2 separate regions of the Mus musculus genome follow, and region 2 is linked to region 1. A link is a loop called in an ENCODE intact Hi-C map of the cell type or tissue named here. Cell type or tissue: heart. All regions are shown on one strand.

What was found. A loop is a pair of places that touch in the nucleus more often than their neighbours do. Peaks named below come from ENCODE experiments on the same cell type or tissue, not always from the same donor. Only the 100,000 strongest peaks of a DNase experiment are listed, where the experiment ranks them.
Region 2: it touches region 1 in a loop (1.9-fold over the local background); 4 of 42 quality-filtered maps call a loop at or near these places.

The regions. Positions count from the first base shown.
Region 1 is chr4:155,125,006-155,133,005 of GRCm38, reverse strand. Morn1 (MORN repeat containing 1) reads right to left here. Exons shown (of 14, transcript NM_001081100.1): 11 at 4,206-4,327; 12 at 4,041-4,123. Among named protein-coding and RNA genes, the nearest start is that of Morn1, 42 kb to the right of the region's middle. In heart, a CTCF peak has its summit at 3,725 (motif pointing left); DNase peaks (open chromatin) are centred at 2,835, 3,725 and 4,395; H3K4me3 peaks cover 276 bases; H3K27ac peaks cover 7,852 bases.
Region 2 is chr4:155,220,134-155,228,133 of GRCm38, reverse strand. It overlaps Ski (ski sarcoma viral oncogene homolog (avian)), which reads left to right and starts at 5,599. Exons shown (of 7, transcript NM_011385.2): 1 at 5,599-6,582. The coding sequence starts at 5,614. It overlaps Gm42364 (a long non-coding RNA gene), which reads left to right. Exons shown (of 2, transcript XR_881641.2): 1 at 1-710; 2 at 1,564-2,694. In heart, CTCF peaks have their summits at 4,673 and 6,149; DNase peaks (open chromatin) are centred at 4,803, 6,263, 7,183, 7,763 and 3 weaker places; H3K4me3 peaks cover 3,883 bases; H3K27ac peaks cover 3,925 bases.

The DNA of each region.
Region 1 (8,000 bases):
ACTGAGACCGGGCATGGTGGCACACGCCTTTAGTCCCTAGCACTCAGGAGGCCGAGGCAGGTAGATTTATATGAGTTCGAGGCCAGCCTGGTCTATAGATAGAATTTCAGGTCACTCAGGGGTACACAGAGAAACTCGAAAAACAAAACAAGAACAAAACAAACAAACGAACGAACAAAGCAGGGTGAGTAAGCCATGATAAGCAAGCCAGTAAGCAGCACCCCTCTATGGCCTCTGCATCAGCTCCTACCTCCAGGTTCCTGCCCTGTGTGAGTTCCTATCCTGACTTCCTTCAGTGATAAACAGTGATGTGGGGTGGAAGGTGTATAAGCTGAATAATCCTTTTCCTCCTCAGGGTCATGACGATTCATTGCAGCAACTGAGACCCTAACTCGGAGACTGTAGTGTGGAGTCAGGTGTGCCCTCAGAGATATAGTCCCAGCATGGCCTGGGCCCACCCCTGATGCCATCGACAGGATCACTCTTGGGTCACTCTTGGTGGGATGACAGCTGTCTGAACTTCTCAGCTTCTCCACCTACAAGCCTCCTGGGCGTTGGAGCCATGTTTCTATGCTGAGGGGCGGAGGGTGGGAGGGCTCCAAGGGGGCTGTAGTGGCTTCCAGTTCAGACATCATCTTCCAGCAAGTGTGAGGGGCTTCCTTCTCCTCAGGCCTGGCAGGCTGAGTCAGTGTGCAGTGTGATGTCTGAAATGTGCATACCTGAGCTGGCTGAAACTGTTCCCTCCTTGGCATCTTGGCCTCAGACTCCAGTCTTTGCCAGGAGAGAGGGAAGGTTATGAACTATGAACCAGGCATGGCAGCCAGTCCAGCTGGGCTAGGCAGGGACAGGGGATGTAGCCCTGCGGTCCTACCTCTCTCTAGAGACTAACTAGAAAGCTAGGGACCCAAGTGATCACAGCTAGACCCTCTTGGAGATCCCTGGAAGAACCAGAGCAAGGGTTTGCTCGGGACAGCTGTAACTCCATGGCTGTGTCTCTGTGTGGTTGGGAGTGGTAAGAACATTCGGGCACAAAGTATGGCAAATGCTGGGTCACAGATCCTCAAGGTGTTCCCGGTAGCCGGGCAGCAGTAGGCCAACAGGCAGAACCAGGTGGGGTTGGGGCCCCATGCTAGGTCTGAGTAGTCTGGGGTCAGAGGTGATATGGTGCCAACATGACAGAAGACTCGGGGGCTGAGGAACACTTGAATTCGCGCTCTCTGAGTACTGGGGGAGGGGAAGCACTGCAGGTCTGGTCTGAGTCTTTTTGACTCCAAGCTCAGACCTCAGGAGTCCAGCAGAGGCTCACCAGCCAGGCTCCTTATACAGAGCGGCAGCTGGTGGCCTTCACTCTTCCCCGTACCTAGCCTGAGGCCCTCAAGGATGCCCTACTTAGGTGAGGGGATCAGGCCAGAAGGACACCCCCATGAGGCTACTGGGCTCTTCAGTGCAAACCAAGATATTGGAGCCCTCCTAGATTGCAGGGCTAGGCAATGCTTCTGGAAAAGACAGGTGTCCTAGAATCCTGGAAGGTCAAAGGACTTAAGGACCTGATAACTGAACAACAGGAGGAGGATGGAATCCTTTGATTGCCACAGGTCCTGGGGACAAAGTGGGGACAGACCCTGCCCAAGGCTCCCACATTCTTTCTAGGGAAAGGGACAAACTCTCACAGGAGATTTGAGGTATTTAGGGGACAGAACTGAGGAGCCCTGGACAATGCCTTGAGGTGAGCATTCCTAGAAGACAGCATTTGCATGGTAAGGGTGGCCAAGTCAGAAGAGACAAGAGACCTCATGGCCCCGAGAACATGGTACTGAGGTGGCTGGGGAGCTTCATGAGGCCAAGGTTTGTGTATAGATGACAGTTGCTCTAACCACATTGCCTCTCTGGGATGTAGCTCAGTTGGTAGACTGCTTGCCTATTATGCACACACACGGGGTTCCATTCCCAGCACTATATAAACCAGGGGTGGCAGTGCAGGCCTGTAACCCTAACACTTAGCAGTGGGAGGCAGGAGGATTGCAAATTCAAGGTCACCCTCAACAACCGTCAGCCAGCCTGGGCTACACTAGATCCTATCTCAAAAATAAACGAATAAAAAAATCTTAAAGTTCGCCCTGGTGTTTCAATATTCTGGAAACAGGAGACCCGCGGCTGCTCAGAGGCAAGGCTCCCAGGAGAATGACCTTCATCTCGGTAGTGGAAGGTGGAGTCTGATGACTGCCTGTAGCCAGGAACACTCTGCTGTCAGAGGAAATACAGAAAACAGGCCAAGCAGGGTCCCAAGCACACACTGAGCACATGGGCCACTTTGCATTTGCACACGACTTGGCTGCTTCTTGGGGTCCAGGATTCTTATTCTGTGGTCACTTAGTTCCAGACACCTTAGAGCTCCTTAGTGGGCGGTGGGTGGGAAAGGGCCTGGCTATCTTCCATCTTTTCTGAAGGAGGCAACAAAAGCCTTTGGTTGAAGGAAGAAACGTGTTCCTGACAGCCTTGGCAGTGGATCTCCACAGGGTGAGGCAGAGCACCCTGGGCCTTGAGGTAGCAAACGTAAATGACCCTGGTGCTCACTGTCAGCTCTCATATCCTCTCTAGGAGGAAACACTGGGCCCATGGTAGCTCTACACTAGCCAGATCTTGGTTATATTTTTAAATCAGCTTTGGCTGTTGTACAAACACGCTCCGTGGTCGATTCACAGACCCTGACTCAGAGTAGCACGGGACACATCTCCCGCTGTACGAGGCTCTGTCCCAGTGCCGCCTTTTAAGGGGCATCAAAGGCTTGTCAGTCTGCCAGCACTTTACCAGCCTCCAGTGTTCCTGGCTCGTCCTACACCCACTGCGTCACCGATGAGCAATCCTGCTGCAGGAGCGCCAGCAGGCAGCTCAGCTCTGGCAGGCCACAGGCCCTCCTTCCAGCCCCAGCACGCACAGCTCTTCTCTCTAGCCTTGCTGTTGGGTCAGTCTGCTCTGGCCCTGCGCTGGGCATTTCGTGTGAGCCCCACACTAAGGCAGTTCTCTCAGGACACTCTTGGGCTCCTGCCCTCTGCATAGGGAAGAAGGCTGCCACAATCTCCCGAGAGATCCGGCTGGTAACTGCAGGCACCCTTCACCTGTCTCCTAAGCTCTCTCCTGGCTACTTCAGGAGCAATGTTCTCTAGTCCACAGGCCTCCTTGGCTCTTGCCAGCCCTGCTGGCTAGTCTCTCAGGAACTGTTAGGACTTCATGCTCCAACTAGGTCCAATAAGGCCTACACCCCACATGTTTCACTAGCGGAACACCTGGTATGTGGGTGCTGGTGTTCTACAAGGTACCTACCATGCCATGGCTCATAGGTGCTAGAGCAGTGGGGGTGGCGCTGGCTGCCACATCCTGCTGAGTCGGCAGACACGCTGTCTCTTTACCTCTCACGGTGACAAGCAGCCCTCAGATTTGTCAGACAGAAATCCAGACTTGATTTAAGAGGGCCATTGCTGAATGGTAAGCCCTCATACCTCAGCTGCTTCTCCTGTGACAGGGGGCTAGTTACGGCGCCTGACTGGGTATACGCACAGCATACCCTGGCATGGAAGGTTGGGAAAACATGTCCATTCTCTGAGTGCCCCACCTGCTCCAGTGATCCCTGCCTGATATATATCCATTGTTGAGTGCTAACTACTTCTGAGGGACCTGTAGCCTTTCCCTGGACCCTGCTACCAGGCCTCCTGGGGCTCCACCTGGTGTTGGGGTGTAGGGCTTGCAGCAAGAGGACAGTAGCACTCTCTTGTTCCCCTTGGGCTTTTACTGGGTGAGCTACTTAGAGAGTGGCCATCAGCCATAGAGACATGGGTGCTGCACTCGGAGGCTCACTCTCTGGTGACAGGCTCTGGGCATGTGGTCTGTCTTCCTAGACGCCCTACAACTCCTGACCCTCACCTCGCAGGGCCCCTCACCATGGTGCCCTCAGAGAGGCAGGCCTAGAGGCAGCTAAGGTGCCAAAGGTAGGTGACAAAGGCCGGGGCTTGGCTGCGGCAGACCCCAGCTAGTGCACATCTTACCTGTTGGTGCCTTTTAGAGGTTCCTGGGCAGTGGGCAGCACCTCTGGGGAACTTGGGCCACCTTTAGGCCTGCCGAGAGTCTTCTGTGGGTCAGGCAGAAGGAGAGAAAAGGTTCAGAGGAGCCTGGGGTGGTAAAGCAGATCCCCCTATGGCCTCGAGGCCTACCTCCAGCGTGCCGGGCAGGAACAGGTAAGGCTGCATGCCAGGCGGAGGGGCTCCGAGGAGGATGTCCACAAACTCGGCACAGCCGTGGTCCACTTGCTGACAGCAGGGTTTGTGTCTCCTGGCTGGGCGGAAGTTTTACCCGGAAAAATAAAACAGAGAGAGGCCCTGTGAACCCTGAGCAGACGGAGAGTTTCACTGTCATCGGGTGAGTGGACGGGGGGCACGAAGCAGAGCCTGGCTGGGGACAAACCTTTGTCCTGGGTATTTCTCTCAGCTAGCCCAAAAGAGAGAGGAGTGTGGACAGGGAAGTGTGGAGGCTGGGAGATAACTGTGGACACGCAGGGCAGACAAGAGGAGCTTGGATCAGAAGCATGGGCCGGGCAGAGTGGATAGGACAGTGTGTGGAAGGGAGTGTGCGAAGAGGGCTATAGAGCAGGCAGCGTGGGTGGGGCAGCAGAGTGGCAAGGCACGGTCAGAGTGGACAGGTGGTCCTTCCCAAACACATAGCACACCACAGTCCACTTTCCTGTAGGACTAAGCTCCAGGGTCCTTCCAATGGCCCTTATCCTGAAGGTTCTTTATTGGAGAAGAGATGTGACCTCCTAAGAGCCAGAGGTCCAAGATGGTGTCTGTGTGTGTGTGTGTGTGTGTGTGTGTGTGTGTGTGTGTGTAGGGGGACTCTGGCTAGAGCAGGAGCCTCAGATGAGCTACAGAGGAGATGGGGTGTTTCATGAAAGACTTGCACAGCAAAGGCAGGAAGACAAGGGTAGAACAGAGGGCAGTTCGAAGAGGGGGTACAGTTTGGGCCAGCATCATTAAGGGTGCTGAGATGCCTTAAGACAATGTCTCTTTGAGGAAAAGGGGTCTTCAGATAGGAAGACTCTGGCCGGCTCCTTGGTGGGACTAGGCTGAGTGGGGGAGCATCTTTCATCTCTGTGTTAGACAGGGCCCTGGGGCCAGAGACATTAATGTCCCTTCCCCAGAGCCCCGGTTTGCAAGAGCTGGGCCTCTGAAATATCTCCAGATTACAGGTGGGAGAATTATTTCTCTCAGAGGTGTATTAATTTTGTCTTATGGTGCACTAATAAAAACCTTTTTCTTATGCAAGGGCATTTCTGAGCTAACGTCCTTCCCCGCAGCTCTGTGCCTTGCACCACTGATGTCCTGGGCAGTGACTGGGAACCGCAATGCTGACAACGTGGTTTCTAGCTCTCTGTACACTGGAGGACCATGTGGGCTGTGCTCTGCCACCTCCTTCAGAGCAAGTTCCAGGACAGCCAGGGTTACAGAGAAACTGGGTCTTGAAAAAAAACAAAGAAAACAAACAAAGAAAAGGAGCAACTTTTGGCATTAAGATCCCAGCTCTGTCTTCATATCTCAGAGGCTTGTGCACAGTTAGGGTGACTGCTGGGTGGCCCTGTACGTCAGGCTCTGACTGGCCATGTACTGGTTCTAGGGAGTGGAGTAGTGTACAGACCCAGCAGGATCTGATGGGTCCAAGGCTATGAATGTCTGCACCCCTCGGGCTAGGAGGTTCTGGTCACACAGCTAAAGGACTTCTCCAGAAGTCACAGCGGCCAGCTGGCACCTCCAGAGCAGCTGCTCAGTGCCGCTCATCTGATGACCTCCCTGCTGCCATGTTGTTGCTGGAAACTGCAAGTTCAGACAAGATGAACGGTAGCCATGACAACAGGACATTCCCATTACTGATGCTAACCACAATGCTTCATGGGAAGGATGACATGGAGTCCAGCTCCTCAGTCTACACAGGGTTGGCACTTGAGGCCGTCTGGATGTGTGGCAGACCTCTCCCTGCCCCAAGAAAGGCTGCCTGGTAGGCCACAACACTTGTTACAAGTCAGAGAGGCCTTCACTTCCTGCCTTTGCCTCTTTGATCCTTGGGGCATAACAGACTGCTGCCTCAACAGGCCTTTGCTCTGCAGGGATGGTGTTCAGGCAGGCCACCCAAGGTCCTCAGCTGCTCCCCCTATACTAACCCTGTGCGTATCTGGTGGGAGCTCTTAGAGGAGGGGTGACTCATGGCTGAGGAAAGGGGAGAGAGGCACCCACAAGTATGCGGTTTCCCTGGAGGAAAGGGGCCACTTGGCAGGACTGCCAGCTGGAGGCCTTGCTGGTTGCTCTTAGAAGTGTGAGGTGAAGCTGACTGACAGTTCAGCTGCCCAGGAACATGTATGCTTCTGTCCATGGCTTGTCCACGGCGGATGAGGACCCAGGTTTCATAAGAACACAGTCAGTACCCTCTGCACCCAGGCTTCAGGGGACTGTCACCTGTCCCTCTGTACCCAGGTTTTGGGGGACTGTCACCTGTCCCTCTGTGCCCTGGCTTCAGGGGACTGTCAGTTGTCCCTCTGTACCCAAACTCAAGGGGAGGGGGGACTGTCACCTGTCCCTCTGCACCCAGGCTTCGGGGGGACAGTCACCTGTCCTGACTGTCACCTGTCCTACCCCATCATCACTGGCTACTGCCCAGCCCCACACCACACCAGGCCCTGCTGCGGGTACCCCTCACTTAAGTTGGTCTCTGTTCTTCTGAGCAGACCCCCTTCTCTCTCTTCTTGAGTGTCACATTCATTCAGCGCAGCCCCAACTCCTTACCCCTGGGAGAGCAGATACACAGTTTCCTGCAATAGACACACACTGTCCCAGGATATCCACATAGTACAGCCACAAGCACTTGAGCCTCTAGACACAACTCCTGTCCTCCCCCTTAACAGAGAAACAGCCTTTGTCCAGTCCCGTGTCCCCACTCTTCTCACTATTCTGCTCCCTGGGCAACTCTGGAGCCTTGTGCTTGAGCCCAGGCTGTGATGGTCCCACCTGGGCTCTCTGTCCCCAGGCTGCCCTGGAACTCACTTCTCACCCCTGCCCCCAGCATAAGACTGGTTCAGACAGAGCAACCCCCTCCTCAATCCTCAGACTGAGCCCTTCCCCTCTGCACCCTGAGGCTACCCATTCTTCAGATAGCCCTAGAGTCCCTCTCACCAGCCACCTCTTGTGTCCCCAGGGCTTGGTGTTCCCTTCCCATCATGCTACACAGACTGTTGCAGGTAACACCTGGGGATGTCCTGACCAGTTTTGCCCCAGCTGCCGGGAATCTCTCTGGTTGTGGTGTGTCCCTCTTACTCAGTTCACCCTGGGGCAACCACTTCACCTGTGTCCACCCAGTCTGCAAACGTGGTCCATAAGAGAGATAAGGCAAAAGCCTCCTCAAGGCTTAAGATCTTACTGCCGAGGAGTGATAAGCCACTGAGCTGTTATCAGATAGGGGAACAGTGCTGTCAATAGGAGTGTCTGCCTTCCAGCCTTGGACAGCTTCGGGTGGGGGCGGGGAGAGGGGCAGGGAGTCAGTCACTTGCAGGAGAGGTATTACAACACTTTACGCCACGCCATCCCTGCAGCTGAGAGACCACCCTGGGCTGTGGGGTTGGGGTTCTCACTTTCACCAGTTCTGGGGCAAGGGTTTTACAGCAGATACTTTGTAGCTACCGAGTGCTATGGATATTTCTGCTACATTTGTAGCTACCTAGCCTTATGGATATTTCTGCTACATTTTTGGAGGCTCCTCTGCCCTGGAGCTACATCTGCTTACCTCCCCCAATCCAAGGGCCCAGGGATGGGATTCTTAATCTTTGGAAACCAACCCTAAGGCCTGCCAGTGCTGGTGGCAATTATGACTTTATCAGCAAGATAAAGGTTGCTGGACCACCTCAAGGGAGGGGGCTGGAGTCAGGGAAGAGGCTCTGCTAGGGATCAGAGCAGGCAGCCTGACCTCTC
Region 2 (8,000 bases), 95 kb before region 1:
TACCACTATAACTATGTAAATATTATTCACAACTGAGCCAAGTAGTAAACTCTGCTTGTATTTTTCTCTTTGTTTTTTCCTGAAGTTAGTATTCTCTTTGCTTTCTTTTTTTAATCCCCTGAGTTTTCTCCGGATCCAAGGTAATTTCTCTTATATCTTCCAACAAGCTCTCCACCCAGTTTGAGACAACTAGATGCATCCTGTTTGGTTCCATATTTTCTTGGTTCCTTCTATCCTCTCGATTGGTCCGAGCTGATTGTCCTCAGACTGGACAGCCCTTTCTTAGCTCTTGTCTTGACAGAAGTCCAATCCCTGCTACTCTCTCAGAACAGAAGACACTTGACCTTGCTCTGTCCCACTCTGGGCTTAATCCCTATCCTTCACTGGATGGAATCTCCCCCAGGACTCAATCTGGTCTTCATTCTTACAACTGTGGCTTGAGTAGGTCCCGTGCTTATCTCTACCTCTCCTTGTCCATTTTCGTTGAATGTTTAAACAGCACATTTTCCTCCTGGTGTATTTATTTTTGTATTTGTGCTTAGACTGAGAAGGGAACCTTGTACTGTCTTGGCTAAGTTGTAGCACGTGCTCTGGTGCCCTCTCTGTTCCCACAGGATCCATAGGAGGACCTTCTCTAGCCTCTCTAGACTGTTCTGTTGTTCATACGCACTCGGCAGAGATGAAGAACTCAGCCTGCCTCACACAATAAGGTTTGTACTCTGACACCATCTCAGACTTACACATATGCTGGGAGAGTAACCCACGAGTCCATCTCTCTGACACTCAGCGGCTAACATGGCACTTCTCCATACCTCAAGGACGATTTTTTTTTTTTTTTGTAATACCCTAACAGGGCCATCCTAAGCGGGTCATGTTGGGACTGAGATATGATCCAGGTTGTCCCAGTAGTGCCTTTTGTTGTGACAAGATAGGTCAACCTGTCTGGAGCACATGGTTGACTGAAATGTCATTGTCTCTTTGTCCTGGTGAGCCTTCAGCGAGCCAGGTCTTTCCCTGTCTGCAGTGGCTCTGATGGCTATAAAGGCTCTTTCTGAGGCTTCCAGGGAGAGTGCCCAGGTCTGTGTTTGATGTCTCATTACTGACGACCTGTCATAGTTAGAAGTAGGTTGTGAGTCTTGGAGATAGTGACAGAGGTGGGTGCAGGGTCTGCTCACACTGAGAGGTGGGGCAGCGATTTATTATCACTCATGGTATCCACTCTGGTGGCTCTGTTAAAATGGTAGCTTCCGGAATCTCTACTGGGAAATTACTACTCTTTTCCCTGTGTAACAAATAAGCGGGTTGTGGGGGGAGTGGGGGGAGAATGCTTTTAAATAGGCAAATGGTTCTCATTTACCCTTTAACTATTACATTTTAGTAAATATTAAATGTGTATGAACTTGTGATTTCTTATCTTACTCTGTGATTACTACCCATCCCTGTTATCCATTTCACCTTCTGACCTGGCTAAGGGGAGCTCTCACAAATCCTCTCTGTGTCCCCTGTGCATGCCTTCATTCTCGCCTGTCCCAGGCTTACCTGCTTCTCCCTGTTTCTCCCCAGGGTCTTTTCTGGGAGACTGGAATGCAGAAGCCCGAGGTCTGTGCCTTGCATTGTCTCTGATGCTCAGAGACAGGTGCTCAGAGTCCCTCCTCCAGTGGGTAAAGCCAGGAGGGATGGGCATGTTTGTGCAAACACATGTTTACAGGTATGACGGGAAGTCACACGGTATCACCTCATAACACATGGTTCCTTTCCTTCTTTCTCTTTATATTCTTTAATTTCTAAGTTAGCATATAGTTTCACTCTAGCATTTTCATACACAGGCAATTCTCCTTTCTCACCAGTCCCAGGCCCCAGCTGACACTTGTCCAGGGAGATCAGCAAGTGTGCACATATGGAAGGGAGACCAGCATTTGACCAGCTGTCTAAGCACACCAGTATGGCAAGGTCCAGGCGGTGAGCTTGGTGGGCCTGGTAGTTGGGTCCCTGCTACTGCCCGCATGCTGGAGGTTCTCTAGGCAGGCACCAAGCCTCCAATTCTTCAGCCGACATGACTGTGCCTAAGGCTTAGATGCTCCATTTACCCTCATGGAGGCCTGGCCCATAGCATGATTGTGTCACGGGCCAGGACAGCTGTGGGAGGGGTTGAAGGAAGAAAGCCAGCAGGTGGAAAAACCTCCACTGAGCTCGGGGAACCCATGGAGCCTTGCTAGCTCTGTCTGTCACAGCTGCCCTGACCCTGTGGATCCGGCTGCTTGAATGGAACCCAGTCCTCTTGAATGGAGGGGAAACCTCTGAGTTCGTTGAGTTCGTAAGCCAGAGAAGCCAGCCTGAGACCCTTCTTGTTTTCTAGGGCTCTTTACTCCTTCCTATATGCCCTTTAGGGACAAGTACCTTTATGTTGTACCTGGCCATGGCTGCTTCGCTGGGTTCTGTACCTAGGAGTCAATGCTAGTCCCTGCTTGGGTCTTAAGATAGCTACAGGACGCATTTTAGCATCTTTGAAAGCACTGGACACCCAGACTGGTGCCCAGGGCCCCACTAAGATAAAGATCATAACTTCCTTGTTTGTTTGTTTTGAGATGGGCCTCACTGTGTAGGCTAGGCTAGGCTGGAACCCAGAGATCTGTTTGATTCTGTTCCCAAGTGCTTGAGTAAAAATAAAAAGTGTGTTTTAGCTTGCATAGATCATTCAAGGGCTGTCTAAGTCACCTTCTTTGGATTACAATTTGCCTGATTTGGGTGGAATATAACCCCATGCAAGGAAGTCACTCTCTCAAACGTCACATTAATTTGTATGGAGTCTGCACGTGTGCAGACAAAGCTATCTACAGGGATACAACTAAGTCTCTTTTGTTTTGTAAATATTCCCTTCATGAAATAATTAGCTGTCTTTAAAAAAAAAATAAAAAAACCCAACTGCTTATTTTGCTACACTGAAAAAAAGATCTTTAAGTTGTGGGGAGGCTCATGGCATAGTGCACGTACGGAAGTCAGCAGACAAGTCATGGGAGCATTTTTCTCTTTCTACCCCCGACTGTCAGGCTTGAGGGCAACCATTTACCTGATGAGCTATCCTGCCAATCCCTTACCAGTTGTCGCATGTATTGACAGAAGAGAGAGCTAAGAGTGGGAACTCCTCATTATGAATGAAGTCAGAAGAGTAAACTGGGAGCCCGAGTTGTGCTAACACGGAAGGATGATCCCCTGGGCACGGTGGGAACACAGGAGCGGACTTTTGTCTTCATACAGGGAACTATCTAGCTTCCAGACTTTGAATATCAAGGCCTGCCTTGAGGTAGGAGCAGCTGAGGCTTGCACAGAGATGCCTGGCCAGCTCCAAGGTAGGCACTGTGTCTGGGAGTGTTGGCTTGTGTCTGTTCTGGTCTTACCCAGGAGGTCAGAAACTTGTCAAAAGCTGAAGATAACTCAGGCCGCCCTGGGTATGGCCCTCTTACTTCACCAATCAGGAAAGGCCTGTGCCCAGGCCAGTTTGAGGCCCTGGGTCTTTGAGGGGGAAATTTCTCACTTCTTCACTTAAACTGTCCTTCAGGGTCTGGTTTTGAATCCTTGTGTCAGCCCTTTTGTTATATGTTAGCTACTTTGGGTGACACTCTGCAAGATTGCCTTACTTTGATCCCAATGTATAGCCAATATATGGAGGGCCAGTGTAGTCCTACTCAGGCCGTAACCTAGATACCTGCTATGCACATGGATACTTGGTTCCCAGTCCTGGAGGATGCAGGGTAAGGATCATAGCAGCTGCCAGCCTGAGAATCACAGAGATCTGCTGTCCAAGCTATTGGCTAATGGCTGGCTCAAGAAGGGCCAAAAGCTACTAGACGCAGCTTCTTCAATATAGGATTACGTTCCTAAGTTCCCACCTCACAGAACAGGGTCCAGTAGACAGATGTTGCTGGTACCTATATCACTGATGAGAGGCTGGGTCACAGTTCATGGGGTAGTCGGTGTTACCTGCCAGTGAGTGACACAGGGACTCTCCATAGCTGTACCTCCTCTGCATCCCTAGGTCATGCTGTGAGCTCTGCAATCCTGTGTTGTTCTTGAGTGTGGAGTTCTGTATATCACTACACATGGAAACCCAGAAGTACTTTGGGCAGTCCTGCTCTGAAGACCTTGAGTGGTTCTTTGTGCAGGCACATGGGTTTTTGAGCTATCTTCTCAACATAAGAGTAACCTGGCATGAGTGTTCTGTGGTGTCCTTTATGTCACCTGGAATGCGTGTTTGTGTTGCCCCTATCATATGGGGGTAGGAACTTCGGTTGTGTGGCGACCCTAGGGTGCTTTGAGACGTTCTTGTATCAGAACCCGAATGTTTTGTGGCATCCTTGCTATGAGGAAGGGAACCTGGGTTTTGTTTTGTGGTGTCCTTGTTATGAGTGTCTCGTGGAGCACGACGTCCAGCAGTGTGGGGAGTGAAGGTTACTTCACAGTGTCTACCTAGAACGGGAACCCCGGGATGTAGGGCGGCAGCGGCGCAGATCTACTGCGGACCGCCGCTCAGCTGGCCTGTGGTTGTGGCAGGGGCCTTGTGGGTTTCGGGGGCCCCAAGACCGTGGTGGCAGCAGGACCGGAGTCTTCCCAGCCGCGCAGGAAGCGGCCTCGGCCGGAAGGGGGGCCCCAGGCGCCTCCGCTGTGGCCGCCTCCAGTGGCCTCCACAAGGCGGGGCCGAGCGAGACCGAGTAGGGCCGAGCAGGGCCGAGCCGGTACCGAGTAGGGCCGAGCGGGGCCGAGCACTGCCGAGAGGGGCCGAGCTCCGGTACGGGGGAGCCGAGCGGAGTCGAGCTGTGGGCGGACAAAGCCGAGCTTGGCCGAGTCCGGTCCGGGCGTAGCCGAGCGCCACTGAGCCCGGGAGGGGGAGCGCGCGTTCTTGGAAGAGCCCGCCCGGAGCTGGTCACATTCCTGGCCCGCACTCCGGCTGAGGCGGACGCACGGCAACAAACAACGCGGGAGGCGGGGCTGGCGCGGGCGGGGCGGGGCGGTACGGGGCGGGGCGGCGCGCGGCGGCGTGAGCTCAGCTCCCGGCGCTCAGTCCGAGCCGGAGCGAGCCGCCGGAAAGATGTGCGCCCAGTGCGCAGAGCCCCGCGCCGCCGCGGCGCTCTGAGGCCGCGGGCCAGAGGCGCCTCCGCCGTCCCGGGAGCCGCGCGCGCGGGCCAGCGGGCGGCCGGGAGCCGGCAGGCGGCCGCGCGGGCGGGCAGGCCGCCAGGGGCCGGCGGCGGGCGCGACGCGGCCGGTCAGCACCGCCGGGACGAGCCGAGCGGGCGCCGCGCGGTGGGAGGAGCGGGGCAGCGGCGGCGCGCCGCGCGCGCGGGGGGCCCGGGCGGCGGCGGGCGCGGCGCGGGGCGCGTGGATGTGGCGCCGGGCCCGGGCGGCGGCGGGCTCCAGCGGCGGGACCCCTTCGCCCCGCCCGCCTTCGCCTTCGCGCCCCCGGGCGAGGCCGAGGCCGGGGCCGTGATCGGCCGTGAACCGGCGACGGGGGGCGGTCGTGGCCGCGGTCGCGGGCGGCGGCGGGGTGCGCGGGGCGGCGGCGGAGGCCGTGGGGGCCCGGGCGCACGGGAGCGGGAGCGGCCGGGGGAGCCCGATCGCACCATGGAAGCTGCAGCGGCCGGCCGGGGCGGCTTCCAGCCGCACCCGGGGCTGCAGAAGACGCTGGAGCAGTTCCACCTGAGCTCCATGAGCTCGCTGGGCGGCCCGGCCGCTTTCTCGGCGCGCTGGGCGCAGGAGGCCTACAAGAAGGAGAGCGCCAAGGAGGCGGGTGCGGCCACAGTGCCGGCGCCGGTGCCCACTGCCGCGGAGCCGCCGCCCGTGCTGCACCTGCCTGCCATCCAGCCGCCGCCGCCCGTGCTTCCCGGGCCCTTCTTCATGCCGTCGGACCGCTCCACCGAGCGCTGTGAGACCGTGCTGGAAGGGGAGACCATCTCTTGTTTCGTGGTGGGAGGTGAGAAGCGTCTGTGCCTGCCGCAGATCCTCAACTCGGTGCTGCGCGACTTCTCACTGCAGCAGATCAACTCCGTGTGCGATGAGCTGCACATCTACTGCTCGCGCTGCACCGCCGACCAGCTGGAGATCCTCAAAGTCATGGGCATCCTGCCCTTCTCCGCGCCCTCCTGCGGGCTCATCACTAAGACGGACGCCGAGCGCCTGTGCAACGCGCTGCTCTACGGCGGCGCCTACCCGCCGCCTTGCAAGAAGGAGTTGGCGGCCAGCCTGGCGCTGGGCCTGGAGCTCAGCGAACGCAGCGTCCGCGTGTACCACGAGTGCTTCGGCAAGTGCAAAGGGCTGCTGGTGCCCGAGCTGTACAGCAGTCCCAGCGCTGCCTGCATCCAGTGCCTCGACTGCCGCCTCATGTACCCGCCGCACAAGTTCGTTGTACACTCGCACAAGGCCCTGGAGAACCGGACCTGCCACTGGGGCTTCGACTCAGCCAACTGGCGGGCCTACATCCTGCTGAGCCAGGACTACACGGGCAAGGAGGAGCAGGCCCGCCTTGGCCGCTGCCTGGACGACGTGAAGGAGAAGTTCGACTATGCCAACAAGTACAAGCGGAGGGTGCCCCGGGTAAGTGTCCCCGGGTCTTGGGGGTTGGCAAACTATGCTCAAGGTGGGTGGGTGGGGTCCTTCTGCTCTGGGTCCTCTGGGTTCAAAAGGTTGGGGCTCGTGGTTCGACCTTATCAGGCCTTGGGTTGATTTGATTTTAGAAAAGTAGGGGGCTTGTCGGTCTCTTGTGGGTAAGGCCATCTTCGTGTTGTCTGAGCGCTGCTCTTATGGAGTAGAGTAAACGGGAGAGCCCTCTCGGGGCTCATAGCCCTTGACCATTCAGGCTAAGCTCTGAAGGTCTGAGAAAGTGGCAACTTCAAGCTCTGGGAGGTTAGAGTGCCTGGACCTAGGCTGTGACTTTCTGGCCCATATCACCATGGGACCTTGACAGAGTTGTCCATATGAGAATGAAGCTTGCCCCTTTCTCTCTTGTGGCTGGGATGCTTTCTTGCCTGTGGTCCTCAGCTGAGTATCCATGCATGTTTACTGCCTCTCCTGTTTTTCCTTTAAATACTGGGGCACAGACAGCTAAAGTGAAGCTAGCTAGCTGTCTTGGCAGAGACTTGGCACTTGCAGCCCCTGGTGTCTCCTGTTTGTGCACGTCGAAGGCCACTTTGGCGTGGTCAGCGGCCTGCCGGAGTTGCTGATGGTCTGCAGTTTCTTTGGTCTCACCCATTTCCTTATGTTGCTCTTGTGCTTGGTTGTGGAGGCCCGTCAGCCCAGGCTGTGTTGTATGTGAGTCAAAGAAAGCTTTGTGAGATCTGCTTGGGCATTTCCTGGGCCACTTGGTACCTAAATCATTCACTGGAGTCCACAGGAAGTTTCTTTGCATATGCATCCTAAGTATGTTTAACTTTTAAATATCCAGGCTTATTAAATTGCACACACAGAATGCTGCATTGGCTCAGCTATTCTTGGGAGACCTAATTAATTCAAGCTATTGCATCAAACTTTTTTTTTTTTTTTTTCTAAATCTGTGAATAGATGCTGCAGCCCGGTTTTCTCTGGGCGCCCCTCCAGCAGCGTGTCAGAGTTGTGGGGGGAGGGGCTCTGAAGAAGGATGGTCGCCTCATTCTCTGGGGGCTGTGGAGTGTACATATGCTGTGTGTTCTTTGGCACTTTCGCCACAGCCGGGGCAGTGCACTGGGTGGGAGATGTTGCAGGCAGGTCTTCTCAGATGGACCTGGCTGTAGGGTCCCACCAGCGGAGACCTGTCTGTCTGGGGTGGTTGCACCCTTGTGTGGCTACTGTAGAGATGTGGTACTGGAGAGGCTGTGCCTCTGGGACACTTTCACGCCTCTTATCTTGGGAGCAGGCAGAGAGTCTTGTCTGAGTTGGGTGTGTCTGTGTTTGTGTTTGTCTGGTCCTGAGTGTTTGTGGTCTTTCTGTCTAGGCTTAGAGGACCAGCATGGTCCCTTTGTCCCAGCCACTGCTGAGTA